Regions from separate parts of the Mus musculus genome. Here regions 1 and 2 are each linked to region 3. The links are chromatin loops, found by intact Hi-C in ENCODE. Cell type or tissue: heart. All regions are shown on one strand. Links, peaks and the distances in the headings refer to the core of each region. The heading gives the core; the rest is flanking DNA. Region 1 has its middle 17 kb from the start of Gm32341. Region 2 has its middle 22 kb from the start of Vps13a. Region 3 overlaps Prune2 (prune homolog 2).

Evidence for each region. Hi-C counts contacts between places; a loop is a spot of excess contacts. Peaks named below come from ENCODE experiments on the same cell type or tissue, not always from the same donor. Only the 100,000 strongest peaks of a DNase experiment are listed, where the experiment ranks them.
Region 1: it touches region 3 in a loop (8-fold over the local background); 24 of 42 quality-filtered maps call a loop at or near these places.
Region 2: a loop joins it to region 3, with 10 times the contacts of the local background. A loop is called at or near these places in 26 of 42 quality-filtered maps.

Annotation. Positions count from the first base shown.
Region 1 is chr19:16,897,705-16,907,849 of GRCm38, reverse strand. No RefSeq gene overlaps it. Among named protein-coding and RNA genes, the nearest start is that of Gm32341, 17 kb to the left of the region's middle. In heart, for the core only: CTCF peaks have their summits at 4,574 (motif pointing left) and 7,970 (motif pointing left); no DNase peak of the experiment used is centred there.
Region 2 is chr19:16,798,204-16,808,348 of GRCm38, reverse strand. No RefSeq gene overlaps it. Among named protein-coding and RNA genes, the nearest start is that of Vps13a, 22 kb to the right of the region's middle. In heart, for the core only: a CTCF peak has its summit at 5,459 (motif pointing left); no DNase peak of the experiment used is centred there.
Region 3 is chr19:17,024,683-17,034,827 of GRCm38, reverse strand. The region is part of intron 6 of Prune2 (prune homolog 2); the gene reads right to left. Among named protein-coding and RNA genes, the nearest start is that of Prune2, 74 kb to the right of the region's middle. In heart, for the core only: a CTCF peak has its summit at 4,296 (motif pointing right); no DNase peak of the experiment used is centred there; H3K27ac peaks cover 214 bases.

The sequences.
Region 1 (10,145 bases), core at 1,288-9,287, 130 kb after region 3:
ATTTATGTTGCTATGATAAAATGTCTTGACTAAAGCAACTCAGTGGCGAAAGAGTTCATTTTTGCTCACAATTCCAGGTTAGAGTCTACCAAAATGGGGAAACCAAGTTACTAAGTCACATCTACTGTCAAGAGAAGAGAAAATATGAATGCACGTGTGATTGCCAGTGCTCAACTAGATCTTTCTTTTCCACTCTGTCCAGAGCACATCCCATGAGATAGTTTCACCTACATCCAGGATGGGTCTTTACCATCTCAACTAGCCCAACTAAGAAAACACCTCACAGGCACGCCCATAGGCAAATAATTGCCTCATCTAGATAATTCCTCATTGAAACTCCCTTTCTAGGAGATTCTAGACTGGGTTGACTTGATAAATAAAAGTGACCATCACAATAAGTATCATAACTTTTTCCTTTATTTCTAAATTTATATCACATATTATGGTTTCTAATCTAATTGCCTTGCCTTAAGCTTATAAAGAATAGTACTAACTAAATATCCTGAAATAACAACAATGATAACAATAACAACTTTCTTCTCTTAAACCTACCATGATACAAATGCTTCTAACTCGCTTTCATGTGCATTGTTTACCTTTTTTCTAATCAGGATACATATTGAATGCCTTTTCCTTATCTATTATGAAAATCAAATTGCATGGTATATTTTCTCATTTTGCTTCTTTTTTTTAAATTTTGCTTCTTAATATGATCTCATATTTAAAACTTGTAGCACCAGAACCTACAAAATCTAAAAGCTGTCAATACTATTTTACATCAGACTCCTATCTTCATTTAGAGTTAGCTATATAGATTTTCTAATACTAAATCATTGTAATTCAAATTATTATATTATCATTTAAATCATATATATATACATATATATATATATATATATAAAATCTTACTCAAATAAGTCCTTTTGGTCATGATGTACTTTTTCTCCAAAAATTTAGGATCAACTTACTGGTAGTTTTAAATTTTATTGTTGATTAAAATATAATTATAAAATCCTCTTTCCTCCTTCCAACCTCTCACTCCCTTCGTATCAAGTTAGTGAATTAATTTTTTATTATTTCACACACACACACACACACACACACACACACACACACACACATATATATATGACTACAACCTGCTGAGTCCATTTGATGTTGCTTGTGTATATATGCTATTAGGCTGACCAGTTGAATAACCAAAGGACTCATTTCTTTTAAGGACTGGCTTTCCTTCTCTGAGTGGTTGTTAATTGCCTGTAACTCTTAATCAAGGGCTGGAGCTTTATAGACTACCCTAACTACATAGCCATGTCAACTGGTACTGTCACTGTTCAGGTTGTGTTTGGGTAGCCACGTTTCTGAGATTTCACAGGTACAACTTCTCTGTCATAACTAGAACACAGTCTACAACAGACTTCTTGGCCCTTTGGCTTTTACAGTCTCCTCTCCCTGTCTGTGATGTTCCCTGGGCCTCAAGTATAGGGTTATTGTAGGTGTATCAATTGGACTAGGGACCCCACAGTGAGTTGTCCTCTAAATTTTGACTAGTTGTGGATCTCTGCAATTGTTTACATTGATGCAAATAGAAGATCAACTTCTTTGGTGAACAAAGAGAGCTATATTTATCTGTGGGCCAAAGGGTAAGGTATTTAGAATAAGGTTGAGAATCATACTGGTTTAAGAATGTGGCAGAAGAGGGTCCTCCTCTAAGAGCTGTGGCCTCAACAACCATAGGCTGTTGGCTAGGCTTACAATATTAGTAATAATTTCCTCCTGTTGAGCATGCCTTAAATCTAATTAGACAGTTTTTGGTTACCCACAAGATATAAGTGCCACTATTGCACATTTAGTGATATCTTACTATGCTGGTCATTGTGGTTCATAGGCATCACCAATGGGTAGAACTATATTGATTGGTTTTCTCCTTTGGCAACTAGTTTAGCCCTTTCTGGTAGTATGAAACCTAGTCCTTAAGCAGGAGGCTTTTGGCTCAAATCTTGCAACTCCCATGTCTGAAGTTTGTAGTATCTTCAACAATAAGGAATTACCTTCAACTTCTGAGATATAACCAAGAGAAACAGCAACCATATAAAATGTTTCGGGAACGTCCTGGGCTTTTATAACAAACAACTAAAAAGAAGGATTCTCATGCCTAGAACTAGAGGTTTTGCCAAATAGTCTATGGCTCTTGGGAAGATCATTATTACCCCAAGTACCATAACTTAATTTAAATCTTATACACATACACACAGTGTACATACATATATACATATACACATATACATACTACATATATACCTATGTATATGTTTGTGTGGTACATACATATATGTATGTAATTTTAGATAATTATATACACATATATTTACATATACATATAAATATGTAAATGTAACTATACATATATATGTATTATGTACTTTTAGGTAAATATAAAACAATAAAATTATGACTTTTCAAACAACCTTGGCAATTTTTGTATCAGCAATATAAAGTAAGAGTAGTTTGTGGTTTTCCTTCTTGTGTTATTTTGGTCCAGTTCCATAATAAAAATAACAGATGCGTCCCTCCTTTCTCTGTGGCACAGGTTGGTGGTGTAAGCATCGGATGGGAGTTCAGTATAGAGGCTTGTTAGGTTACTTTTTGACAAGTGACACAGAGATTTTTTTTTACATGGATGAAGTTGCAGCTTAACTCTACCCACACTGGACTTTTCATTCTATTTTTTCTCACTACCCTCATCCCTGGTTATGATTTATTTCTTCTAAAATTGATGCTGAAATATAACTAGTGTTATGAGTGATTAAGAGGTAGGACCAAGCTGGGCATGGTGATGTTTGCAAGCCCCAACATTCGGGAAGCTGAGGCAGGAAGTTCCAGAGTTCAAAACCAGCCTCGGTTACATAGGGAGACCCTGCCTCCAAAAACTATTTTTTAAAAGATTTGATCAAGTGAGATCTTTAAGAGGTGACTAAGGAAGTCTTCTTGCGAATGAATTAACCCATTCATTCTGTGAGTAGCTTAATGACTTAATAATGAGTTATCTTGAAAGTAAGTCTACTATCAAAGACAGTGTTGGGTGGGTCTCTCAATCTCTTCTTCTCTCTCCATGTGATTTCCTATGTCATCCTGGAATTCTGTCAACAGCAATGAAATGTTTCTCTACACTGGACCAGAACAGTGAGCCATATAACATATTCATCTTTTTAATATGTATATGTATATGTTGTGTTTGATGTGTGTGTGGTGTATGTGTGAGTGTGGGCGTGTGTGTGTGTGTGTGTGGTGTGTGGTGTGTGTGTGTGTGTGTGTGTGTGTGTGTGTGTATGTGTGCAGTGTGTGTGTGTATGCATGTGCGTGTGCGTCTCTTTATAACATATTCATCTCAGGTATTATATTAATAGGTTCATCTCAGGTATATATATATATATACTATTATATATACTATTATCAGACTAAGCATCCTTCCTTCCAGTCATATCCACAGTATCTAGGAGGACCTTCTTTTTTACAACTTTCCCTTTTAAGGCTCCTTCTCATTTTTCCTGGAAAACTATGTAGATTTCCAGTTTGAATGTGTCATGCTATTGAGTTGGTTTGAAATTTTCAAATTTTCAGCTATGTCGGTATAGCAGTGTTTGGGGGACTGCATAAATAGTTCAGAGGTTAAGAGTACACACTGTTTATGTATTCCATCCCTAGTCTCCTCAACTGAGCAGCTCACAGCTGTCTGTAACTTCATCTCCAGCTCTGGGTACTCCAAGGACCTTTGGACTTGCACCTGCATGCACATACCTTCCAACATACTCATACACAAATACAAGTAATTTAGAAATCGGTGTTTCATAGTAGAAGAGGTGAGGATGTCTGACAGTCTACACAGAATTTCTGCTCAAAATTATCCCTCTGGTTTTGAGTTGTTCAATATTGTGGTGAGAAGAACTTAGAAAGGAAATGTAAGATTGTGTTTACACATTATATGGAGAATACAATGCTTCTGAGAGTTGACACGCTAGGAAGGCAGGTGAGGAGAATCCTTGGATGTGAGGCGCCACGCAACTGCTTGCAGAGAGCTGGTCCCAGAGTTCAATCACGGACAACCCTTAACAATCTCATACGGCGTGTTCAGAAACATTTTATCTTTGGCAGTTATGTAAACTATTTCTGGCGGCTGCATTAATATTGTTTTGTTTTGTTTTTCCTAAGAGAAAAGTCTGGTGAGCTTTAGGTGATAATCCTGAGTATTTAATCATTTTCAAAGTTATGGATGAGTGTGAGTCCATTCATTTCCTTATAAAGTCACACAAGTACATTTTATCTCTTTGTGCTCCTCAGACAGAGAGGAACTCAGGTGAAGAGAGAGAAAGAGGGGAGGAGAAAGACAAGGAAAAGAGGGAGTCTCATCTAGTCAGAGAAATCCATTTGCAAAGTCATTCCACCAGCCACACAGGTCACTCTGACACCTGGCCTACCACAAGACTTCTGAGGTCCAAGGCACATGACCCCACGACCATGGACTGGCTGAGCCCCACAACTAATCTTCTGGCTCTTGCTCCCCCTGCTGGTTCCACAGCTCAGGGGTCAAGTCCTTACAGTATTTGAGCCTCAGGAGGCAGCACTGACAGATGAGGACCTAGTCCTCATTGGTAATAAAATCTTCTGGTCACACAGTCAGTAGCAGACCAGCTGTGTGTCCAGTCATCCTTCTATGGTACGCAACCTTCACAAGTACAAGGTACCTTAGCTCTTGGTGATGCTCATCCATTGTGAGCTGGCTTGGTTCAGAATGGATCTCCTACTGTAACATGTACATAACTGTAGAAACTCTGACACAGTTATCTGAAAGGGTTTTTTTTTAAATAAATAATTCTGGTGCCAACACTAATAGTAACAATACACATAACAACAATATCACCCCAAAAGCAGAGTGAGCTAAACAAGCTGGACATGAAATAGTACAACTACTCAGCTCCCTTTCCATGGAGGTCCAGAACCAGCTGACCCACTTTTTCCTGATAGAAGCAAATCAGTGGTGGCCTGGGGCCAGGACGGCACCTTTTCGGTACTAGAAATGCTGTGGATCTTGACAGGGATGCTGGTTGCACTGGCATTCCCGTTCATCGAAACTCTCCAAAGTATTTTATGTAAGTTGGGCCTCCATGAAGCTGCTATTGATAGAAAGAGAAATCCCTTACTCAAATGCTAAATGCTAATCTGTTCTTTTAACCTGAATCTTGGAAAGCTATGCAGTTTTAAATTAGTTTTTATTTTATGTGTCTGAGTACTTTGCCTGCAGGCATGCATGTGGATCAGTGCACATCTGATGCCCGAAGAGACCAGAAGAGACCACCAAACCCCTGCAAATGGAATTGCAGAAGATTGTGAGCACTCATATGGGTGTTGGGAACTAAACCCAGGTCCTCTGAAAGAACAAATGCAGCAAGTGCTCTTAACCACTGAGCCACCTTGCCAGCCCCTGGAAACATTCATTGAGAAAGGAAAAACAAACGCTAATAAACGGTTCTCTTCTTATTTCAGTAGTCTGCCAGAAGCTTCATTTTTTACAGAGAAAAAAAAAAAAAACAGAGTAGACCCAAAAGGTAGGACGAGGGGGCTGAGTCATTACTCCCCGTTGTTCTCTCAGAACAGTAAGTTCTACAAATCCTACACCAATGGGTGAAAGAAAAGTGCATTGTGCGAACAGGGCTGGATGGGAAACTCTCCCTTCTCTAAGTCACACATCTGAACACTTTTCCATAAGTGAGCTGAGGGTCTAGCTACTTATGGCAAATGCCCAGGCAAGAGTCACTGAATGTATCCCCCATGCCCTGTCCTATAATTCTTGCACGCGCCCTGACTCACCAGCAAGAACGACGCTGCAACAGGATCCTTTCGCACACGTTTATTGGGAGAGCTTGATTGCAGAGGTGAAGAGACCCCAAGCCCAGAACTGGTGCTGCTCATATAGGCCTAGGAGAGGCATGTCTCACACCCGGATTGGTTATGCATGGGTTATGCTTACCACCTCATTTGCATGTCTCACATCTGATTGGTTAACATGTCTCTCATCTGATTGGTTAGCATGTCTCTCATCTGATTGGTTAACTTCTTTCTCATCTGATTGGTTAACCTCTCTCATCTGATTGGTTAACATGTCTCTCATCTGATTGGTTAACTTGTCTCTCATCTGATTGGTTAACTTGTCTCTCATCTGATTGGTTAATTCTCAAAACCTCATCTTGGCAAAAACTTTACTGCCTATGTATGTGTGGTGGCCAGCGGTAGCAATGGCACATGTGGCTTCCCACATATAATGAAGTGTGCACCCTCGGTAGGGAGCTGCAGTGCTGGTCAAGCCTGAAAGGAAGAGTTTTGCCCCTCTTTGATCTGAAGGATGCACCTCTGGGGCAATATTCTGTTCTACAATGTACACCAAGCTGCAACTGCTCCTCTGCAGAAACATGCCCACCATGATCTCTGCTCCAGGGCACCATGTGTGGACACCACAGCCCACATGGGAAGAAAACAACTATTATATGACCTTTATATTAAACTAGCAATATTTTTAAGTATACAGGAGGATGTGGGTAGGCTATATGTTATTTTATATAAGGAATTGATGCATCCATGGATTCTGGTATATGCATGAGTCTTAAAGCCAATCCCTTACAGATACGGATTGATCAAGATTAATGAAAGGACAAAGCCAGAAAGCAAAGCTGGCTATCTGTGTGCCGGCACTCAAGCTTCCAGGAGCACTGCAATACCTTTGCACAATAGGGAGAAATTTAACACATGTGGCCAGAATGCTGCAAGCCCACCAAATTCATATCCTGAGATCCTGCCCCTAATGGCATAAGACAGTGTGGAGATTGGGTTAAGAAATTAGCTTCATGTATGCGGTTGGTGTCCGTAAGTGAGCTCATCTTCCCCGTAAGGCAAGTCTTCCCCGAGGACAGACAGGACAGCAGCATTTCTAGGAAAAGCAGGCCCTCAGAACCCAGAAAAATAAATCGTATTTTTATGATCATTAAATAGACTAAGTACTCCAGATTGATCAAGACCTGTATGTTAAACCCTCGTTACTCAGAGTGGGTCAGTGGGTCAGCCATATCAGCATCACCCAGGAGCTTACTGAGTCTCTGGAGTTCCTCTCAGACCTGCTGCTTTCAAACCAATATTTTAGTAAGATCTAAATGAGGTCTTTTAAAGGGAGAAAAACAGTGCTTTGAAAGACAAAGCCTTACATTTATCCTGTTTTGCTTTGGTTTTAATCCCACACTACATTAGGGTTTGGTGAAAGTCATGGACCCTGAGCATAAAAAAAAAAAAACGTAAGGATTTTAAAGATTTCACAGATTTGTGGTGTTTGTTTTGTTTTGTCTAACCTTTCAGTAGACCGTTTAAAGGTGCTAGGAGCCAGCCTTCATGGTTCTCATGCATTCTTACATTTAATCTTTCAAACAAAGCATTGGTGAACTTGGGAAAGTTAAATAAGTGTTCCTAGTCAAAGCAAGGAAGAGTGACAGAGAACCAACCTAGACATTTGGCGATCAGCGTCCTCAATAACCAATCTGTTATAGGGGTGACCCAGATCGAGGAATGGGAGGTATACTCCTGGTGGACCTTTCTCTCTCTGAGAAGATCGCCCGCGTACCTACAGCGCCTTCTTCTGCACCTCTGATACAGTGAGGCAGCTTTCCTGAGCCGGAAGTGGCCCAGATGGATCCTAATAGTCTGTGTGATGTGATGTCCCTCGCAGACATTCCCCGTATCCCTTTTATTTACCTGCACAGCTTCAAGCATCGCGCCAGCTCAGTATTATCACCTGTGGCGCTAGTCTACTTAAACCACGTGGGCAAGGAGATTTCATTCCGTGGACCAAGCATCGCTGAGAGTTTCTTGGTTCTCTGTATAAAAAGGAGCCAGGTGAGGACCAGGACTGATGGGGCCGGCCTGCCCCCCAGTGGCACATTGAGCACAGTAGTAGGAAGGCAGTTTCTTTCCCTGCTGCAGAAAATTGTGTTCAAGTCTCTGATGTTTAATCCTTTATCTAACATGCCTGAGAAGTTTGAGTTCTATAGGATATGATTCCTACTGGATAAGACGTACCCTAACCTAAGGGCAGAGGAACTTAAAACTACCTGGTTCCTGGACAATTACAAAAAAAAAAAAAGCATATACAATGCAAACACTCTATGTATTTTCTGTAAATTTATTTATCTTTCCCTTTTGTGTTGGTTTGTTTTCTTGAGACAGCCTCGTGTATCCCACCCTGACCTTGAACTCCTGATTTCCCTGACTCCACCTCCCAAGTACAGAGACCACTGGTATCTACCACCACACTCAGTTAACACTGTTATTTTCAATTCAGACACTTCATATGTACGCATGTGTAAACCAACTCCAGATTTTATCATTGGCTTCTGACTCTAGAAACCAAGAGAAATTCTTTGAGATACTCAGTAGCATGAAGTCAGGGTTAAGGCCGTGTAGTCTGGCCTCCCCCTCCAGTCTTTTGGAGCATCCTGCCTTGTTTTGTCTGTTTTCGTGCTCCTGCCTTTACAACAACAGCCTTCTAAAGGAACATGATAGCAACATCTTTATAGATAGATTTCCTAGTTTAATTTTTTTCCAGCTAGGTTTAGTGGTGCAAGTTTCTACTTCCAGTTCTTTTGGATGCTAACACAGGAAGATGGCAAGTTTGAGGCTAGCCTGGACAACAGCATAAATCTCAAGTCCAGCCAGGTCAACTTAGTCTCAGAACAAAAAGCAGTAGGGTTTGGGGTGGGGTGCTAAGGCTCTAACTCTGTGGCAAAGTACTTTCTTAGTCAGTATTGGCAAAAATCAGCTCTTCCTACCCAAAGCAGCTTTTCCTGGAAAATTCAGTTTTGCAATTCTAAGCATCTGAATTCGTTTTCATAGAAGCAATCCTTTATTCCCCGCTTCCATAGAATCATCAAGTCACATAATATTTGACAAAACCATGTAAATACAAGAGCAAGGGCAATCTGTACAAAGAACTTTGGGGACAAGCATAAGATAATATGTGACTCAGGCAGCCGCAGAAGGCATGAGCCACAATGAGTCACAGAGAATTGAGAGTATTAGTCACCCTGGTGACTCAGGGCCAATCGGGCGAGTTCTTTTTTAAAAATATGTGTTTAGTATATGTATGTGATTCTGTGCAACTTTCTGTGTGCTTCATATCTGCATGAGCCCACAGAGGCCAAATTCAGGTCTTCTAGAAAAGTCTACCTCATTCAAGCATGCTTGCACCATATCCAACCTCCAGGCCTGGGCTAGATCACACATGCTGTATGCCAGTCCAAACTATTAAGTCCTTCTAACCCTAGCTAGCCTATGCCATATCCAACATCCAAGCTAGCCCAGTTTGCACATCCTGTGCTGTGGTTCAGTCTAGTGTGCTCCCTGGACCCTAGCCCATGCTCATAAATTCCCAGACCTAGCTTAATTATATACTTGTGCACTGGCCCAGCCTGATGAGTCTGTGGAAATTTTGCCTGCCCTCAGACCTAGCCTTGGTCATGAAGACTACATGCACGCCTAGCCTTGTAAGTATCTAAGACTCTGGACCCTCCATGTGATCTCTATACTCGGGATGAAGCTCAGATGCCACAGCTTGTACATCACCACAAGCAGACCTGGCCACTTGTCCCCTTCATATGCCTCTTTAATTACACTAAATTGGATTCACTTCATTCCTCCAGTCCAAAATCAACGCTAGGTGTCTGAATGATTGGCCTGGCAACTCCTCATACCTAATCAGAAGTCAGTCAGGCTTGGGCTACAACAAAAACAAAAGCAAACTTCCATTTAACAGTGGCAGCCTAGAATCTCACATCAGACGATGCTCAACCAATGAAAGAAGTCACATGCCAGGTCTCACCACCAAAACAAAAACAAAGACAAAAACAAAACAAACAAAAACCCCTCAAGGAATATGAAAGGACAAGGCATTACCTCAGCCCCCCCCCCCCCACACACACACACACACACACACAACCTACCACTCCTATAGAATGTTCTCCAGTGAGAATTACTTAAATGAGCCCCAGGACACAGAACTTAGAAGAACAATAACAAACTTCACCAAAGAATCCAAGGACTTTAAAGAAAAT
Region 2 (10,145 bases), core at 1,035-9,034, 230 kb after region 3:
TTTATTTTTAATTAATTTATTTTATTTTATTTTATTTTTTGTACGTGAGTACACTATAGCTGTCTTCAGACACCAGAAGAGGGCACCAGATTCCATTACAGATGGTTGTGAACCTGTGGATTTGGGGAATAGAACTCAGGACCTCTGGAAGAGCAGTCAGTGCTCTTAACCACTGAGCCATCTCTCCGGGCCCCCCCATTTTCAACTGTTTATCTTCAAATCTCCTATCAGATCTCTCTGATGTCCTCATCCCATGTTCCATTTATTCATCACCTTCTAATATAGAATGATTTGTCTTTAAGTATAATTGGTTGGGAAACATCAAAACATATGCACTACTATCCCTCTTAAACAATTGGCTTATCAAAGCACACATAATTAAGTCTATATTCCTTATCTGAGAAATGGCAATAATAATACTACAATGCCATGTTTTCTTCTTTTGGGCTGGTGTGTGTGTGTGTGTGTGTGTGTGTGTGTGTGTGTGTGTGTGTTGTGGGTTTTGGTTCTTGAGACAGAATCTTTGTTATGTAGCCCAGGCTAGCGTTGAATGCCAAGCTTCCAGTGCCTCAGGAGGCACACATGACCACAGCAGGCTGCTAGGGTGGTTAGCAGTAGCAGGGCTGGGGTTTGAATCCACCCCTAAGACCCACATTCAGTTGGAGTGCCATTTCCCTGGCATGACTCACCCTTGCAGACTGATTCTGAGACTCAGGAATGGTGTCTTGGTCCTGTGTCCCACAGCTGGCATGAGGCAGGAGCTTAGTGTGCCCCCATTTTAAGTGGATGAAGAGACAAAGAAAGGCTGGCAAGAAGTAACTGGAAAAGCTCTGGGGGTGTTTGGGAAAGACCATGTCACCGTTTCAAATACTGTAGGAACTGCCACATGGGAGCCCCCATTTTCTTAGAGCAAGGTGACTTGACTTAAATGTCACCAGGGAGCTGGGGGACACGGTGCACTTCTCTGGGATGAACGTCTGTAACTTTCATGAGTCCCATGAAGCTGTCTATGATCCAGCATAAAAATGTCATAAATCAACTCTCCAGAGAAGCCAGTGAGCAGGTGTTACCAAAAAAGACCAACTTCAGATCTCTGCTGGGAAGAAACTCATAATGAGATCAGTTCAAAAGGAAAACCTTTACACAAAATGCTAAAAGCTCTGGACTGTGGAGACAGTCAACTGGAGACCAGGTAAACGTGGGAAGATAAAAAGAAAGGGGTTCCCATACAGAAGCGAGGTGGGAGCCAGGTGTAGTGGTGCAAGCCTCTAATCCCAGCACTGAGGAAGCAGAGGCAGCACATTTCTGGGAGTTCAAGGCCAGGCTGGTCCTCATAGAGAGTGCACGTCTACCTGTAGGTCATGACCCCTTTGGGGATCACATGTCAGATATTTACATTATGATTTATAACAGCAGCAGAATTACAGTGATGAAGTAGCCTTGGAACAGTTTTATGGTTGAGGGCCACCACCACTGTATTAAAGGGTCACAGCATTAGGAAGGTTGAGCCCCTTCCAAACAAATACAAAAGCATGGTGGGTAGGCTACCTAAAACAAACACCACCACCACACTGTACTCCTCCAGCCTCTGAGATCCCATAATTCTAGGATGCAACCCACAATGAAGTTGACCTTCAATCTTTTCTAAAGTATCATGGCATCATTCCAATGACCCTCTAACACTTATTTTTAGGTTCCTTTAGTTTTCTTAGTAAAACCAAACAACCGTGATGTAACTTTTGCTGGGATCTAAAGGGACTGTGGTCTGGCGATTCCCGCTTCCTTTTCCCCACAGCTATAAACACAGGTCGACTGCACCAATGACGAGGATTCATTGCAATGCCTCTGTCCAGGTACACACATGCATGTGTGCTGGTTTGCTAATGACTGAATTTCATTGTGATTTCTCTTCTCAGCACTGCCTTGTACTTAATCTGTAGCCTGGTTGACCCTGTGCCATGTTTCTTACTTTATAAATTAGCAAGAGCTGGCTATGCTATATTTATATCTATTAAGGCTTTGACTTTAAAGCACAAAGTGCAGAAATAATTGTGCAATAGACCAAATCCACTCTAATACATTGTACTAGACATGGCATCCTTTTCTCCTTAAAAACACTTAGTCATTTGGAGCTGTGACGAATGTTGGACCATCTAGTGATTGCCATATGCAGGGATCCATCCCATAATCAGCTTCCAAATGCTGACACCATTGCATACACTAGCAAGATTTCGCTGAAAGGACCCAGATATAGCTCTCTCTTGTGAGACTATGCTGGGGCCTAGCAAACACAGAAGTGGATGATCACAGTCAGCTATTGGATGGGTCACACGGCCCCTAATGGAGGAGCTAGAGAAATTACCCAAGGAGCTAAAGGAAACTGCAACCCTATAGGTGGAACAACAATATGAACTAACCAGTACCCGGGAGCTCTTGTCTTTAGCTGCATATGTATCAAAAGATGGCCTAGTCGGCCATCACTGCAAAGAGAGGCCCATTGGACTTGCAAACTTTATATGCCCCAGTACAGGGGAACGCCAGGGCCAAAAAGGGGGAGTGGGTGGGTAGGGGATTGGGGGGGTGGGTATGGGGGACCTTTGGGATAGCATTGAAAATGTAAACGAGGAAAATACCTAATTAAAAAAAAAACACTTAGTCCATAATCATTCATGACATAACAAAGACTCTCAAAAAACCTTTTATGTTTATAATCTTCAAGTTTTGCTTAACAGTATCCAGGAGTTTTCACTAATAACTTTTACTCAAATCCATTCCATTCTTTTCTTCTTCAGCAGTCAGCAGAGCCTGGTAGTACAGGTCTATGAACCTGCTATTTAGAAGGCTGAGGCAGGAGAATCATAAATTTAAGGCCTACACTAGCTCATGAGATTCTGTCTTAAAATAAAAACAGAAATGGGGTACAGGTTGGGGTCAGCAGAAGTGCCTCAAAAGCGGTAAATACATTTGTTTAGCAAGTGTAAGGGTGCTTTGGGTACACTCCTAGTTACAAAGAGGTGGGAGGAGGGGGAGGAGGGGAAGGAGGGGGAGGAGGGGAAGGGAAGAGGAGGAGCCTCAGTAGCAATGAATCTTAAGTGGGGTAGACTTAAGTGAGTGTGGGAGTCATCCAGAAAAGAAAGTAAATATTTCACGTCCATTTCTTCGTGTCTTAATAAGCTATATCTTTACCTAAAGGGGCAATAAATATCTATAGTTTTTATTAAGGAACAGCCTTCAGAATTAAGAGTAAAATAAAGAATCCTTGTTTGGCACACTGAATTATCATGGAATAAATTAAAATCTTTGCTTTTTTTTTGTTTCACACAGTCAGCCCTTCCTGCCAATCTTTTCTAAAGGAGAAACCAGTGCAAGAAGTGACTTGGCTACAGGAGGTGGCTTCTTCTGGTGTCACTTTCTAGAGAACCCCTTCTCTCCAGCCCCACCAGCCCCGCCCCGCCCCGCCCCGCCCCGTCCCGCCCCACCAGCCCCGCCCCGCCCCACCAGCCCCGCCCCGCCCCGCCAGTCCCCACCCAGCACAGCAGCTGCAGATTTCCCCTCATTCTCTGGGGCCTCCAGCCCTTCCTCCTGCCTCTCCCTGGGGCCTCCAGCCCTTCCTCCTGCCTCTCCCTGGGGCCCCCAGCCCTTCCTCCTGCCTCTCCCTGGGGCCTCCAGCCCTTCCTCCTGCCTCTCCCTGCCCTGATCCTGATGTCCCCATTGTTCTCCCCATCCCCTCTCCCACCTAGTTCCCTTCCTTCCTCTGCCTCCTATGACTATTTTATTCCCCCTTCTAAGCGAGACTCAAGCATCCTCACTTGGGCCTTCCTCCTTTAGGTCCATGGGGGAGTATCATGGGTATACTGTACTTTATGGCTAATATCCACTTATCAGTGAATACACACAGTACATGCTCTTCTGAGTCTGGGTTACCTCACTCAGGATGACATTTTCTAGTTCCATTCATTTGCCTGCAAAATTCATGATGAATAGCTGCATAGTATTCCATTGTGTAAATGTGCTACATTTTCTTTATCCATTGTTCAGTTGAGGGATATCTAGGTTCTTTCCAGTTTCTGGCTATTACGAATAAAGCTGCTATGAACATAGAGGGGCAGATTGTCCTCAGGTTATGGTGGACTATGTTTTGGGTATATGCCCAGGAGTGGTATAGTTGGGTATTTAGGTAGAACTATTTCCAATTTTCTAAGAAACCTCCTGTAGCCAGGCAGGATCCCCAGTGGAGGGACAAGGATGCCAACCCACTCACAAAACTTTAAACCCAAAATTTGTCTGTTCTAAAAGCAATACAAGGACAAAGATGGAGCAGAGACTGAAGGAGTAGCCAACTTGAGACCCATCCCGTGGGCAAGCACCAATCCCTGGCACTATTAACGATACTCTGTCTGTTGTGCTTGCAGACAGGAATCTAGCACAACTATCTTCTGAAAGGCTCTACCCAGCATCTGACTGAAACAGATGCAAATACCCGCAGCCAAGCTTTGGATGAAGGTCAGGGACTCTTATGGAAGCTGGGGGAAGGATTGAAGATGGTGAAGGGAACAGGGACTCCACAGGAAAACCAACAGACTCAACTAACCTGGACCCTTGGCAGCTCTCAGAGACTGAGCCACTAGCCAAAGAGCTTATATGGGCTGGAGTGAGGCCCCAGCACATAGGGCTGCCTTGTCTGGCCACAGTGGGAGAGAATTCACCTAACCCTGCAGAGACTTGATGCGCTGGGGTGGAGGGATGGCATTTAGAGAGATGATACCCAGGGGGAAGGCCTACCCTCTCAGAGGAGAAGGGGAGGGAAGGGGGAAGAGACTCTCTGAGGGGGTGAAGCAACATTTGAGATATTAATTAATTAATTATAAAAGACTAAATGAAGTAACATGGGAAGTCAGTATAAGTCTCTTTCAATTCTTAAGTCTTTTCACCGTTATAAATACTTTATTGACCTATCATTATATATATTTGTAGGGTCAGTGTGATAATTTGATACATGTATGCAAAAGGTCCAATATGCTAATCATCACTTGATCTCCTTAAGCATGTATTACTACTGGTTGAGATGTCTCTTCGATCCTAGGTTTTTTTCTTTTGTTTTGTTTTTGTCTGTTTATTTTGTTTTGTTTTTTTACAGAACATATGGTAATAGCGCTTGAGAAGCTGGGACAGAAGAATCACAAGTTTGAGGGCTATTTAAGATAAATAACGAGACCTTGCCTCAAAAAAAAAAAAAAAAAAAAAGTTTAAGTTGTGAAAAAATAGTCACTCACATATTCTGCAAGATATGAGAAGACTAGTTCTTCCTATGAAGCTTCTTTTTTGGTACTATTGCCTAAGCGCCTTCAGAGCACCTCTGATCTCTCCCCTCCTTCACTGTTTTTGTTTACAGAGATTAAAGAAAATTTATATTTCTAAAGGTGTAAACTGGCTACTTCTTCTGGCTAATACTTGCTGCCACCTACTGGCCAAAGCACAGAACTGCAATGAATAAATGACCAAGAGCGGGAATGGTGAATTCTATAGTAGCATTTGTGTGTAGCAGAGAGAAGGTATTAAACAGAACCGTGCCTTAAAAAAAAAAAAAAAGTCTATCCCACATTAAGAGAAGGAAAATATGTATCTGATTTGCATCTGCCCAGAGGATAAATACCTTGCCTGCTCAACTATTCCTTTATTCCAAGTTCCTCCTCATAGCTACAAAATTGTAAAGTTGTAGAGATCATTTCTTAACTACAATGATAATATTTCCTAAGATGTTATCTTAAGGAATACTGGTTCTTCTTGACAAGAAATTGAAAATTGGTGAGAATTACAGAGCTTAAATGTAGTATTTTTATTAACATGAAAAAATGCAAGTGTTAGTTTTAAACTAAAGAGTTCACGTAAAAATCCAGATTGTCATTTTCTGTCAGAAAACTGGATCAATGGACCCCTGTGGGCTCTGTTTCTACATGGCAATGGCAGGACATGGCTGAGCTTCTCAGAAGAGACAGGAGCTTTTCTGCCCATCACAGTCCTTACCACTTCCTGTTACCACCATAGCAGAAGCCCAACCGTCAGTAACCAGTCATTAATGTTCTCCATTATAATACTTTCCTATGGAGACTTTTCTTTTAACCTGTGTAGAGCAGAGCTGTCTAGCTGTCCTCTCATGAATACTTCTACTTTTTGTCAGGAACTGACATCAACTGTCATCAGGAATGACACAGATCGCACTAAAGACCCCATTTCTCTCTTTTCACACATTAGTAAGCAAATACATGGGAAAATTTGTTGTCAAACTTCTGAGACTCATTAAAGATGATTGACTCAACTCTACAGAATCACTCTCACAAACCCCCAACACACACACACACACACACACACACACACCCTTCCATTCATACCAACACACACACATATCCACACACATACACACACACTCTTCCATTCTCACATATACCCTTCCATTCACACACACACATACACATACACACACACACACCCTTCCATTCTTTCCTTGCCCTCTGTCTTCCTGTTCAAAGAAAGACATGAATGATGACAGGGGTGTGGGGCACTCTCCTGGATCCTAAGATTAGGGGAGGATGAAGGTTCAGGGCTCAATTTTAGGAAGATAGATGTAAAACACAAAGACACACACACACATATACACACACATACATACACACACATACACACACATACATACACACACATACACACACATACACACACATACATACACACACATATACACACATACACACACATACACACACATACATACACACACATACACACACATACATACACACACATACACACACACATACACACACACATACACACACACATACATACACACACACACATACATACACACACATACACACATACACACACATACATATACACACACTTACATACATACACACATATACACACATACACACATACACACACATACACACATACACACACATACACACATACACACACACATACACACATACATACACACACATACACACACATACATACACACAGATACACACACATACATACACACACATACACACACATACATACACACACATACACACACACACATACACACACACATACACACACATACACACACATACATACACACACATACATACACACACATACACACACAAACCCTGATAACCATGAAGCTAACAAACTAGTGCACATGTTCTAATTGACAGAAATATAGAAGTATTTCATATGAGCCAGCTATTCAAATTTTCTCTCAAAAATACTAAATTCAGTCTCAATGAACATATAACATTTTTAATGACACTGAAACAATTAAAGTCTGAGAGGCCTGTGTGCAACAAGAAAAATGTAGACTAGAGCCAGCAAGACGACTTAGCAAGTAGAGTCTCTTGCTTCCTAGCCTGACAATCTGAGTTTAATTCCTGAGATCCATGAAGTAGAAATAAATAACTGAGTCTATGAGAAAAGTTAGTTTATTGCTTATATGTGTGACTTATGAAAATTCCCAGGGCATAGGCAGAATAAAGCCAGCTTCTTTGCCAAAACACCACAGAAAGGACCCCTAGCCCAGTTGCTAATGGAGTCTTTGTTCCCTCTGAAACTTCATAAAGCCAAGTCTCTACTGTGTGCGTTTCTCTCAGGAGTCTTATCTCTCTAGGAACTGAGTATATGAAGAAAATGTGGGTTGTGTGAACATGGAATATTACGCAGCTAAATGAAGAATGACGTAATGTGTAGATGTCATTATTTACAGGCAGGGAAGCCCGACCTTCTGAGAAACAAGCTCTCTGGATAACTAGGCCCTGAACTGCCAGATGATTATACGCAAGACAGGTGACCCCTGTCACATAATCTTGGTCACATGTTTAGGCCGCACTCACTAAACCAGAGAAAGAGTGGTCCCTGTCACATGGCCTAAGTTTTGTACACCTTGTTTTCATAGCACTGTCATGAAGCACAGGCCACACACTAATAGGCTCTCCCTAACTCCTCCTAAGGGACCTTTAAAGACACTTAACTTTGTTGTACAGGGCTGATACTACCCCAGAATTCCACCACATTTCTGTTGGTATTAACGACCCTATTATCTAAAGGGAAGGGAGGTCTCTTAAACCAATGATGGTTCAATTTAACATGAAAAAGCTAAAAAAGATTTTCAATGCCCCTAGCCCCTAGACCACCATTTCTCTTTTCTTCTCTTTCTTCTTCTTCTTCTTCTTCTTCTTCTTCTTCTTCTTCTTCTTCTTCTTCTTCTTCTTCTTCTTCTTCTTCTTCTTCTTCTTAAAATAAACAAAAAGGCTGGAAATGTATATTTCATGCCACATAGGTAAGGAACCAGGCCCCTCCTAGAAACATGCTCTCCAAATAACTGAGCCCTAAATGGCCAGCTGACTACAGGTGGAACAAGTGACCTGTCTAATAATATGATTATCTTTTAACTGAACACTATGCCCTGACCCAGAAAGTGACCCCTGTGTTGTGGTTTAAATATGCTTGGCTCAAGGAGTGGCACTATTAGGAGGTGTGGCCTTGTTGGAGAAAGTGTGGCGTTGTATGGGAGGGCTTAGAGAACCTCCTCATAGTCATGTGGGAGCCAATCTTCTCCTGGCCGCCTTTCAATCAAGATGCAGAACTCTTGGCTCCTCCAGCATCTATGACTGCCTAGACACTGCCTTGATGATTTTGGCCTGAACCACTGAACCTGTAAGATAGCCCTAATTGAATGTTATCTTTTATAAGGGTTGCCTTGGCCATGGTGTCTCCTCACAGCAACGGGAAACCTGAGTAAGACAGCCCTGTCGCGTGGTATAAGTCATGAATGCTCCACTCTCTTACTTCTGTCACACAACACAGACCACGTATTGATCAGGTTCTCTCTGCTCTCTCCCAAGGGACCTCAAAATAAGACTGTTTTGTCTTGTGGGACTGACACTACATCACATCTCTCTATTGGGGTACTGCTGACATTAATAAAACTTTTACCTGAAGGACAATTCAACTCAGGGCCTCTTCTCAAACTTCCTCTCCCACCCTGAAACCTAACATAATGCTTTTAGTAAAGTGGGTTTAACTGAAGATCACCCTGTTGGCTGAAATGATTCAAACTCAGAAAGACAAATTCTCAATGTTTGAACTCGCATATGGAATGTCATATTAACAGCAGCAGCAACAGCAACAACAACAGAAAAGTACGTGCTAGACTGTGAAGAGCTTGGGGAGCAAATGAGAAAGAAGCAAATGAAACAGTAGATTCGGCCAGAAAATTCCAGTTCTGTGTGACTCAGAACAAGTCCCTACCATTTTAGCTTAATTTGAGACAAGGAGGTTGTCTTGAAACTCTCAACTGAAGCCCATTATGAAAAATTATATGAAAATAATTTATATAATCATTACGCTAATTTTCACTTTTTGTGAGGAATTTAGATTTAAAAACAAAGGTGTGAGAATGGAAGGTAGGTTATTTGGAAAGTGGAAGGAAGCAACAGGAAACAGGCAGGGCCAGAGAAGCTAATGGGGTGAATGTAGTCAAAGTACTTTACATACATGTGTGTAAATCTTAGAAGCACCCTGTGTATATTTAATGCACACTTGTTTTGTTTGGTTTTTTTTTTTTCAAAAATAGAGATAAAGTCTTATCATGTAACCCAGCTGGTTTCAAACACATGAACCTCCTGCCTCACCCTCCCAAGTGCCAGAATTACAGGTATGTCCCAGCATGCTGAAAACAGAAAACAAGAAAAAAAATAGCAAAGAGGAAGAAAAAGAGAAGAAAATAAACAAGAAGCAAGTAATGTAAGACCCAGGACAGCAGGCTGGCAGGAATAAGATGAAGAGGGAAAAAACAAAACACGTGAAACACTTCTATTTGCATTATCCTAGTGCTCTGCTTCCCTAATAAGAATTAAAAAGTGTCCACAGTACATCAAGTATTTACTTGGAAGGAAATTTAAGAGGCAATTTTTGTGTGAATTTTCCTAAAGAGTTAGCGACAAATCTTTTCTTTTTAATCCCAGATAAGGCACTGATAACAGATCAAAGAAAGAATTCCACTCAAGTACAGCTTAGTGAGTTTATCGGAGTAGATTTCGGAAGTGTGGGTAAGGAGGATACTTATGGGAGCTTTCATGAATCAGCAACAG
Region 3 (10,145 bases), core at 713-8,712:
AGTTACAGGGACAGGGCCAAGGACAGCTGCACATGAAAAAACTGGTTAAGAAAGAGTCAGGTCCATTGGCAAGCACTGATGGATATTTTTCAACTTCTCACATCTAGAGGTGGGATATCGCTCCTCATTTTCTCTAGAGTGTCACCAATGACATGTTTTGGTAGACAGAACATGGTATGACCTTGTGAGTCCTGACCGCTAACATTTCTGCTTCTAGTATGTGGGATGGGTTCTGTTTTCATATGAAGAAGCCGCATGAAAGAGGAGGGGAGGATTGTTACCCATTCACCATAGCCTTCCAGGTGAAGCCACAGCCGCATGAGTGAGGATGCTGGTCCTAGCCATACCTCGCTCTCTGATTGTATCCGTATGACAGAGTTCAGACTGGCCCAGAGGAATCATGAGAAATGCTAAACTGTTAGTCATACAGAAAAGTTAACAAACAAGAGCTTCATTTGTTGTTGCTGTTGTTGATGTTGTTGTTGTTATTGTTTCATAACATTGTGTCCACAGCCAGCTAATTCATCCAGGCAGTTGAAAAAAAAAAAACAGCCTACATAATCATCCACAAATCAGTTAGTTTTTCCCCTCTGTGACCTAACGAACAATGAGAATTATTATCAGCCTTCAGAGTCAGATTCTCGGCTTGGAAATTTACCCTGTGATTTGAGGTCATTCGCTTTCCTCACTGTCTTAGTTTAATCATTTATCAAAGAATTCTAATGCTCCATGGGATAAAAATCTGTCAGAACCTGAAAGCCTCGTCTCTGAAGACTAGCTTCTATAGTGCCAGAAGGTGCTCTTCCATTGACAACAAGGGACACAACCAATAGTCTTACCCAGATGAAGTGCCAAGAAGCCACAGCAATGACCATCATGACAAGGTGCAGTAGTGGTACTCATATCGTGGCAGTAACCAACAGCTGTCTAGTTGGACTTACTTCTACTGAAAGCAGAGGGGAAATGCGAGGTACTGGGAATCCGACCAATCACTCAAGGCTAATGAGGTTATCCACTTGGAAGACAACCTTCTGTGGCTACTTGACAAGACCAGCACAATTCCTAACTGCAGTCTGTGTTCTTATGCTTATCCCATGGGTATGAGTAGCTTTCAATCCTCCTCAACCAACTTTTCTTTGTAGCAACAGAGGCCATCAGAGAAAAACATGACCCATCAAAATGCATAGAACAGCTGATCATGGAGTCGCCAACTGCAACAGATACATCTGCAACAGACATCTCTAATCACAGTCCTGGAGAGGTGGAGGCAGGTGGATTCCTGAAGTAATTCTGAAGACAGGATTGGGGTCCAGCCAGCCTAGCAGAACCAGTGACATCCAGGTTCAGTGAGAGACCCTATCTCAAAAATATATGTAAGTGAAATAAGATGAACAGTGACAGATGTTAACCAACATCAACCTCTGGGCTACACACACACACACACACACACACACACACACACAAACACCCATACAGATAATTTAAAATTTTTGGTCAAAATAAGCAACAATTCTGATATTTCTTCAGTTTTCATTTGAAAAAAATAGTCTCAGATTCACTGCTAGTTTGTTAGTGATGAAATTACTTTCTGTCTGAAAATGTTTTCAGTGTTTTATATAATTTTTTGTAATATTTTAGGAAGGGCTTACCATATGTCAGGACCATTCTAAGTATTTGCTACTGTTAATCTAGTCTCCAGAACAACCCTCTAAAGAGAGCACTAATAAGTTCCCATCTTATAAACAAGATACACTAATGCCAAGTGACCAGCTATAGTTAAAGAGCTGGCAGTGCCCAATCCAAGACTCCAGCCCAGGCGCCCTGACTCCTAGCTTATTATCCACATCCTTTTGTGTGTGCTGTTGTGATCTTACTTTAAGTCTGTTGGTACTAGCCTATAATGGAGGCAATTATACTCAGAAAGTGCCATGTATTAGGAAATGGAGTATTTGCACTTTTCACTGGAAGATTCAAGATGCAGAGTGAGAAAAGATAAATTATGCTATTCTGGAACATTCATTTCATGGTCAGCAATTGTGTCACATCCGTAGAAGTACCCACAGGAGAGAGAAGAGGCCACCCTGATGTGTTTTTGGCACCTTCACAAATCTACCATGTACCATTATAGTAGATTTTCTTTACAGTGAGGGGGAACTGGCTAAGCCCCCCCCTGCCCACTGTGGGCTCCCCACCCACTGCAGGATGGACAGAGGCACACACATAGATATTCAAACCATTGAACACACACTGATGATGTCCGTTGCCTTCCCCTTCATGTCATTTCTAATCTGAGGAAGCACACGGTGCTTGTATTTCCTCTGTGACCAAAGAAGAGCTGTTACTTGGTTTTGGCATTTGAAGAGTCTGGCTCATTCAGTGTGACTTCATGCTTCATGGTGTCACATTCTGATGCTGTAGGAGAGCAGCTGTATAAAGTGTCTTCCTCACCCTTCCCAGGGCTGTGGATCTGCCTCTGGGTGGAGTAAGAGCCTGGGATGTGAACCATAACGCAGGGTCCAGATTCTCTAGGTCCTGTTTCTGCTGCTCCCATATCTCTGGGCCTTAGCAATGGCCTCACCACATGGTCTGACTTTGGTCTGCATTTGTACCCTTGGCCTGCTTCCCAACTCTTCTGACCCCAACTGTTACTTGTGTTCCCGTCATCCTGCTCAGACATCTCTACCCTGGGTTGTCTAAAATAATCTCTTTTCTAGGTCCCATCTTATAGCAGGGGTGTACTCCAGATCAGTAGGAACACATCGGCCTTTTCCCTGATGGAGAAAGCGGGGAATCAGTCCAGTGTTTTACTAACCCTGGGTTCCAGGGTCTTGCTAGTCAGACAATGGTGTGCAACTAATGCTGTAGCCGACTTCTGACTTCCTAATCATGTGCCTGCCACACTTCCCCTGGATATCTATCATCCCCTTGTTTTCCTTCTTCTTGGAGGTTAAGAATCAACACTGCAGTCTGTTCAGATTTAAATCCAAAGTATATCCAAGCATGAGGACAAAGTCATTTCTCCCAGGCTCCTAACTCCATATCACATACCATGCTCTCTTTGTCTAGCTGTCACACATGCTCTCCTTCATCTAAATCAGCAGCAGCAGTTCTCAGCCTGTGGGTCCTGTGGGTCAAACAACCCTTTCACAGAGGTTGCCTGAGACATATCAAGATGTTTACAGTACAATTCATAACAGTAGCAAATTGTAGTTATGAAGCAGCAATGAAAATAATTTTACAGTTGGGGGTTACCACACCATGAGAAACTATATCAAAGGGTCAGGAAAGTTGAGAACCACTGATCTCTATAGAGTATGGGAAGACCTTTAGTTTTCACTGTCCCCTGCAGAAAAAGTCTCATTTACATACCAACTTCTATATGCCTTTCGTAGTTTTTGTTTCAAATTAATCTGGGCACATTTTCCCACTGTGTGTTCCTCTCCCAAATCAGACTGTGTTTCTCTGGTATTTGTATTTAATGATTGGCACCACTGGGAATGAACAATCACTTATAGACTATAGGCACAATAGGAGAGAGACCAGGGCATAACAGGATCAATACTTCGGGCACAGCTACTCAACTCATGTTTCATGAACAAATGTGTTGATAAGTGAGTAAAGGTATGAATGAAGTATGCTTGTGCATTCCAGCCCTACTCTTCAACCCGACTGCCCCAGGGATGCAGCGGTGACTTACTGGGCTGTAGGCTGAGATGAACCACAGGTGGATACACTGCGGGTTAAGTAAGAGTTCTTTGAGCTCCACAGACAGGTAGACACAAAATAACTGTTTCACTTCAAGTTTTAGCATCAAAAGAAAACAATTTAAAGTCCAGAGAAATGAAGTGTGCCCAGCATGAGAACTTGTGAGTAAGCTGTACACAGATGTCATGGTGGTGCCACAAAAAGGAACTTGAGGCTAAAAGCTTGCAGGGCAAAAGACAGCCACAGTGCTTAACATCAAGAGTCTTTCAGAGCTCCTTTATAAAAGGGGCACCATGGACTTATTTATTTCAAAGTCTGGTCTGGGAGTCCAGTGAGAAAATCAATTGAAAGGCACCCCTAATCCAATAAATTTGTGGTTACATTCATGGCATGTCGGATTTATTTTATTATATTTGTCTTCTAGATGTGGGATGTATATGTATGAACGGAACACAAGTAAATATAAAGCAAAGTGTGATAAAAGGTTTTAAAGCACAGGGTGAGACAGGGTACACACCTGAGAATGGGTGTTAGCTTCTCAAGAGAATAGAAGAAAACTGAGACCTTTTCCAGCCTACAACCTGTCTTCCCTTTTGGTACCACTAGGCGGCACCACTGGCCTGTGTTTGTTCTTAATGTGGCTGGGACAGCACTTTTCCTTTTTTTGTTAGCAGTCTTTGAATTAAGGATCAGCACAGCACCCGAAAGCCTTTGTTTGACCCTTCTTGTTTCTCTCTGTCGCTATTCAAATATGTGTGTGTGTGTGTGTGTGTGTGTGTGTGTGTGTGTGTGTGTATTTATTATGTACCAAAATATATTCTTGTTACTTAGGGAACCAGCTCTATATTTGCACAGAGAGGGGCCTCTAGCTTAAAGACATTCCCCTGTTGTTGTTTTCTGTTTGTTTTTGTTTTTGTTTCTCTATGTATCCCTTGGTTGTCCTGGAATTTACTCTATAGACCAGGCTAACCTTGAATTCAGAGACCCACCCGTTTCGGCCTCCCAAGTACTGGGATTAGAGGTCTTTTAAAGAGATTTCTCTGTCTCAAGAAGAGGAACACATTTCCTTTAGTTTCGCAACCTGTTTTTCCATGACAATTTGATACGGTGCGGTAATTAACCATTAAAACATGGCATGTGCTTCCGCAGGAACATTATAGTCAAACTAATTTAAACCAAGGTCAGGTCTCCAAATCAGCAAAAGAATTCTGAAGGCAGGTGACAGACAGGGAAAAATAAACCAAAGGAAAGGTAAGCAACAGATGCTATTAAAAGTAACTCAGGGCAGCTCAAACTGGTCTGAGTACATTCCTAAAAAGGCAATTAGCCAATCCTTTCAGAAATTAAGCCATCAAAATGACATTACAGTACATTTTTTTTTAAATGTATTTACAGAGCAAAAGAGCAGCCATCCACGCTCAGAATCGTGGCCTGAGGGATTCCTTTCTCTGAGGAAACGTGTAGAAGAAAATTAGATCCTAAACTAAGGAGAAACTTCAAGTTGTCACAATGGATTTAGGGTGGTGCTATTTCTTCATTTCCTCAGTGCTAAGTGGAGAGTGAGTTAAGTCACGTGGTTGTTACTGGTCTCTTTGTCTTCGTGGGATGGTTAGGATGACAAAAGTCTCCTATGACTGTCCCAAATACCCACCGCTGTTTAAGGACTGACAGTGGCTAACTGGGGCCCTGGCCGGGAAAATCATTCCTTATAAAGGCTGGCAGTGAGACTGCACTTCATCCAGGAACAAAGGGACAGTGTCCTTCCTCCTAGAAAGGGATTCTAGAGAGAGGAATTGCCTGCTGACTGCTTTCGAGGGTCTAGAAACATAAAATTCTGTTTATAAATGATAAAGTGAGGGGCTGGGAAGATGGCTCAGTGGGGAAAACACTTGGTGTACAAGTGAAGGGCGAACTTTCAGAACCTCAGTAGACAGGCAATCGCGTGGGAGGTGTGGCCACTTAACCTGCCCCAGAGCCTGAGGCTCAGGAGAGCCTCAGAGCCAAGTGGGTATCTTTGATAGTTAAATTATCAAACTCTGGGGCCAAGTAAGAGACGCTGCCAAGTTAGAGACTGAAAGGAATTAATGAAGAGACTGTGTCTATCTGACTTTCATACCTATGCGCATGCACACACATGAACCAATACACACGGGATGGGGAGAGAGGGACAGAGAGACCAAAAACATACATAGGAAGTAAAAATTTCTAAAAATGCAAAGATACAGGTTTATGCATGCATTGGCATTGCCCTCAGATAATGTGCTCACTCCCTAAATGTGATGCTGGACTAAGAAGGGAGGCCCCAAGTGGAAGAAGAGAATGACCCACCCACTTTAAGGGGGCAGCCTGCGCATTTTGATGTTGAATCCAAAGAATGTGGCTTTTTAAAAGGACAAATCTGCAGTGGCTAGAAGGAAGGAGAGCAGTGTCCAGGCAGAAGTGGCCCAGAGGGCTGACAAGGTTTCTAAGAAGGAGCTGGCAGAGGCACAGGAAGTGGGAAGCTGTGTAGAACCTACTTAAAAGATGAGAAATGGGAGCAAAGTAACAGAAAACAGCTACAGCTCAAAGGGGCCGTGAGCCCTCGCTGGCACAGGCCATCTTGGTGAAAGCTTACAAGAGAGGTTTACAGTCCCAGACACAAGGGAGCGTTCTGCATCTCCATCTGCAGAGAGGCAAGCAAAAAAGTGTAGAAAATGGGGGCGACTTAAGCCTGAATCCTCAGCAGCCTTAGAGGTGGCCACAGTTGTGGTGTTTGGGCTCAGTGAGGAAAGATTACAGGCCAATTATTAATGCTATCTGGTACTTTCAATATGATTAGACTCTTAGTCCAAACTAAAATCTGAAAATACAATGCCTTTGGCCAAATGCATGAAACTTGTTAAGTAAATTATGATCAAGTATCAACTTTCTATCCTTTCCTTTTTTTTCCTTTTTTTTTTGTTGTTGTTGTTGTTGTTGTTTTGTTTTGTTCTTTTCGAGACAGGGTTTCTCTGTGTAGCCCTGGCTGTCCTGGAACTCACTTTGTAGACCAGGCTGGCCTTGAACTCAGAAATCTGCCTGCCTCTGCCTCCCGAGTGCTGGGATTAAAGGCATGCGCCACCACACCCGGCCTATCTTTTCTTTGATTATTTAAAAAAAAAAATCTATTCGCTTATTTACCTTTAAAAAAGTGATCAGCACTTCAGCTCCGGTATCTCACTTTTCTACATACCCTTGATAAGCATCCACTTAAAGGCCTAACGGCCTTGTTCTTGTATCCAACAACAAACAGATTATTGGTTAACACTCTCTGTGGACAGAACATTTTTAAAAAGAAAGTTTTCACTTCATGACACAGCACTGGGTACCAGAAACAAATTTGCCTGCTCTAGTAGATTGTATGCCAAGCTGGTCACCTCCATTTCCTGCCCACTGAGTCATGTGCCCCCTCCCCCTCACATCAGGGGTCAGAGTCAGAGCCCCAGTGGAGTGCTGGCACCACATTGTAAAGGGTGGCAAGGGATGGTTGTCAAATTCCAGAAAATATGCAGACCCATTATTTGCAAATTAGAAACAGCCATTATGAAAATTATCTAATTTAACCTAATCGCCTTCTAAAGCTTTCACTTCTCAACACCACTGTGTTAAGAATTAAGTTTCGATATCAATCTTGGAGAGATGCAAATATTAAAATCATAGCAAGCAGAATTGTGGCTAGAAAATGTAGAAGGGGGTCTACACTTAGGGAAATTCATTGACGGGGAGAACTGGATAAAATATGTTTTAGGAATCATTGGTGTCCATTAAAAAAATAAAGAAAAGGTGTCAGTTAAGATACACATTGCTCCAATAGAGTTTTGTTGGAGAAACAAAATAAGGATGCCACTCTAATGTGTTTTAAAGCACATTTTTGCAGACTTTGAGCTGCACTGTAATTGTCGTTAAAGGCCTCTGTGCTTGGTTTCAGACCGGTGACTCTGCTGGGAAATGGCAGGGCCTGGGCATCCTGGAAGGAATTTAGGCAGCTAGGGGTGTGGCCTTGAGAGGGATATTTTTACCTCCAAGGTCCTTCTATTTCCCTTTTAGCTTTCGTGGCCTCCCTGAGGTGAGTGGCTTCCTCCACCACATGCCCTGCCAAGCTGAACTGTATCGCCACAGACTCAAAGCTACCATGGACTGAAACCTTCCATACCATGAGCCCAAACAAACCTTTCTTCTTTATAAACTGATTTATCTGATTTTCATCACAGTGACAAAAAGGTGACCAATCCGCTGTTGGTGACATATTTTGTTGATGACATATTTTGGCCATCATCAGAAGATGCCTAGCATAGTTTACAAAGACCTTAAATGTCACAAGCTTCAGCTGCTAAAAGAATCCCTTAAATAGAGATGCTCTGCTCTTCCCGCCAGTTGCTTCCCACAGTAAGGAGTGGCTCATAGCTATGAATTATTAGCTGGAAATTGATTGCAAATTGAAACCCATGCTTCCTGTGCCTCATAAGACTGATTCTTAAAACCCCTCCATGCATACAAGTCATCTAACCATTTTGTCATTTCCTTCAAACCCCTTGTGATTCTTCAGCACAAGAATGATGAAGCTCTAATACTTCAGCCACACACAGTTTTGTTGTTTGAACCAGTGTTCAAGAGTCATCCTGGTTTGTTCTGATTTTTAAAGATGCCCTACCATTAACTATGCTGGCTGAGCAGATTGCCCTTCATTTATTCACTGATTTGGAAAAGTTGCATCACATCAAGGGAGCAGATTCATGCAAGGTTGTGCGTTTTAGAGTTGGGTTGAGAAAAAAACAAGGCTCAGAGCAGCTGAGCTACCTGGGAGGGGGGCTCTTCAACCCGCTGAGTTATCTGAAGGCTGCACATGTGCTCCAGGTTGCCAGCTTTTAAGAGCTGTCACCCACACTAGGCTGGCCTTTGCTGGATGGGGTTGACTTTCTGCTCTGAGAGGAGGCAGAAAACCTTCCTTCCTTGGCCCCTGAGATTCTCTCGTCTTTGTGGAATAGGATGAGTCCTTCCAGGCAAAGCTAGGAGTAGTATGTTGAAAATACTTTCCGAATCACCTGCAGCCACCCACCCAAGCTCCAAATGGGGTTGCTACATGTGTGCAAACAAGCAACTCTTTGTTGAGCTCTGAGGTCCAGGGTTTATTTGCTGTAGATAGATATTGGAGGCACTTCAACCCGAGTAGGAAAGCACCATCTCTTTTCCCTCTTGGGGTCCCAGGATTAATGTTTGGATTTTCTCACTGAAGTTGCTGATGTACACTGAGCATGCTCCATCACATGCCAGTGTCTTTTATAGTAGCCAGGAAGAGCTGAGAGTCCTGGGGTCTAAAGGAAACGGAGGAACAAAACCTTCAGAGACTAGAAATGTGACGGATGTGGCTTAGCAGCACGTATGCATGACAGACATAAGGCCCTGATGAGCTTGAGCCCTGGAAACATACACACTAAAAAGAATTTCCTCAAATGAAAACCTGATAGGACCTGGAAAGAGCTTGTCCCTGTATTTCCATTGGTTGGGTTAAAAGGCTTTGAAAAGTCTTTTTTTTTTTTTTCAAAAAATACTTCAGGATTTATTAACATTCTGAAACAAATGCTAGTCAAAAATGTTTTCCTAAGCAGGGCAGTGGTAGCATACTCCTTTAATCCCAGCATTTGGGAGACAGAGGCAGGCAGATCTGTGAGTTAGAGGGCAGCCTGGTCTACAAAAGTGAGTCCTAGGACAGTCAAGGCTATCGAGGTAAACCCTGTCTTAAAAAGGAAAAAAGGGGAAAAATATCCACACACACCCCAAAAAAACCACACAAAACAAACAAACAAACAAAAACCACAAGCAAAAAAAAAAAAAAAAAAACAAGACAAGCAAACAAAAACTGTATGCATTTTATGGCAAAATAAAGCAGGTCTTTCATCATGACTTAAAAACAAATCTAGGCTCAAATAATAATAAATCCATCATTGGTGTTTAAAATGGTGTAGACTTCAGACTAGTTAGCTCAGTCTTAAATCACCAGTCATGATGGGCCATTTATATTCATCAAACCTTAATGAAGTTTCCCTTTCATTAGGGAGGAGTGGAACAATTGTCATGGAGTTCCTCCAGTCTGTGTTCTTGATGCTAACAGAAAGTACAGGGTTTTTCCCTCTGCTGTGCTCCAAGGCACCTCGTGGGCAGCGATCTCTATGCAGAACAGACTCCGAATGACTAAGTGTCCTGAGTCACTCCGCCAGCATGCAGCCCCAGAGCTTTCTCCCCCATGTTCAAAGAGCAGAGCTGAGCAGGAGGAGTCCCCAGCTCCCAGCCCATAGAATGGTCCAGAATGCCAGCTCTACATGTGGACTACATTTTAGGAGTTGTGGTCAGCAGTGCTTGTCACCTACAGGAAAATGATTTGCGTGTGACAGCAGCTGGTCTGTGTTCATATATACAATCTTACT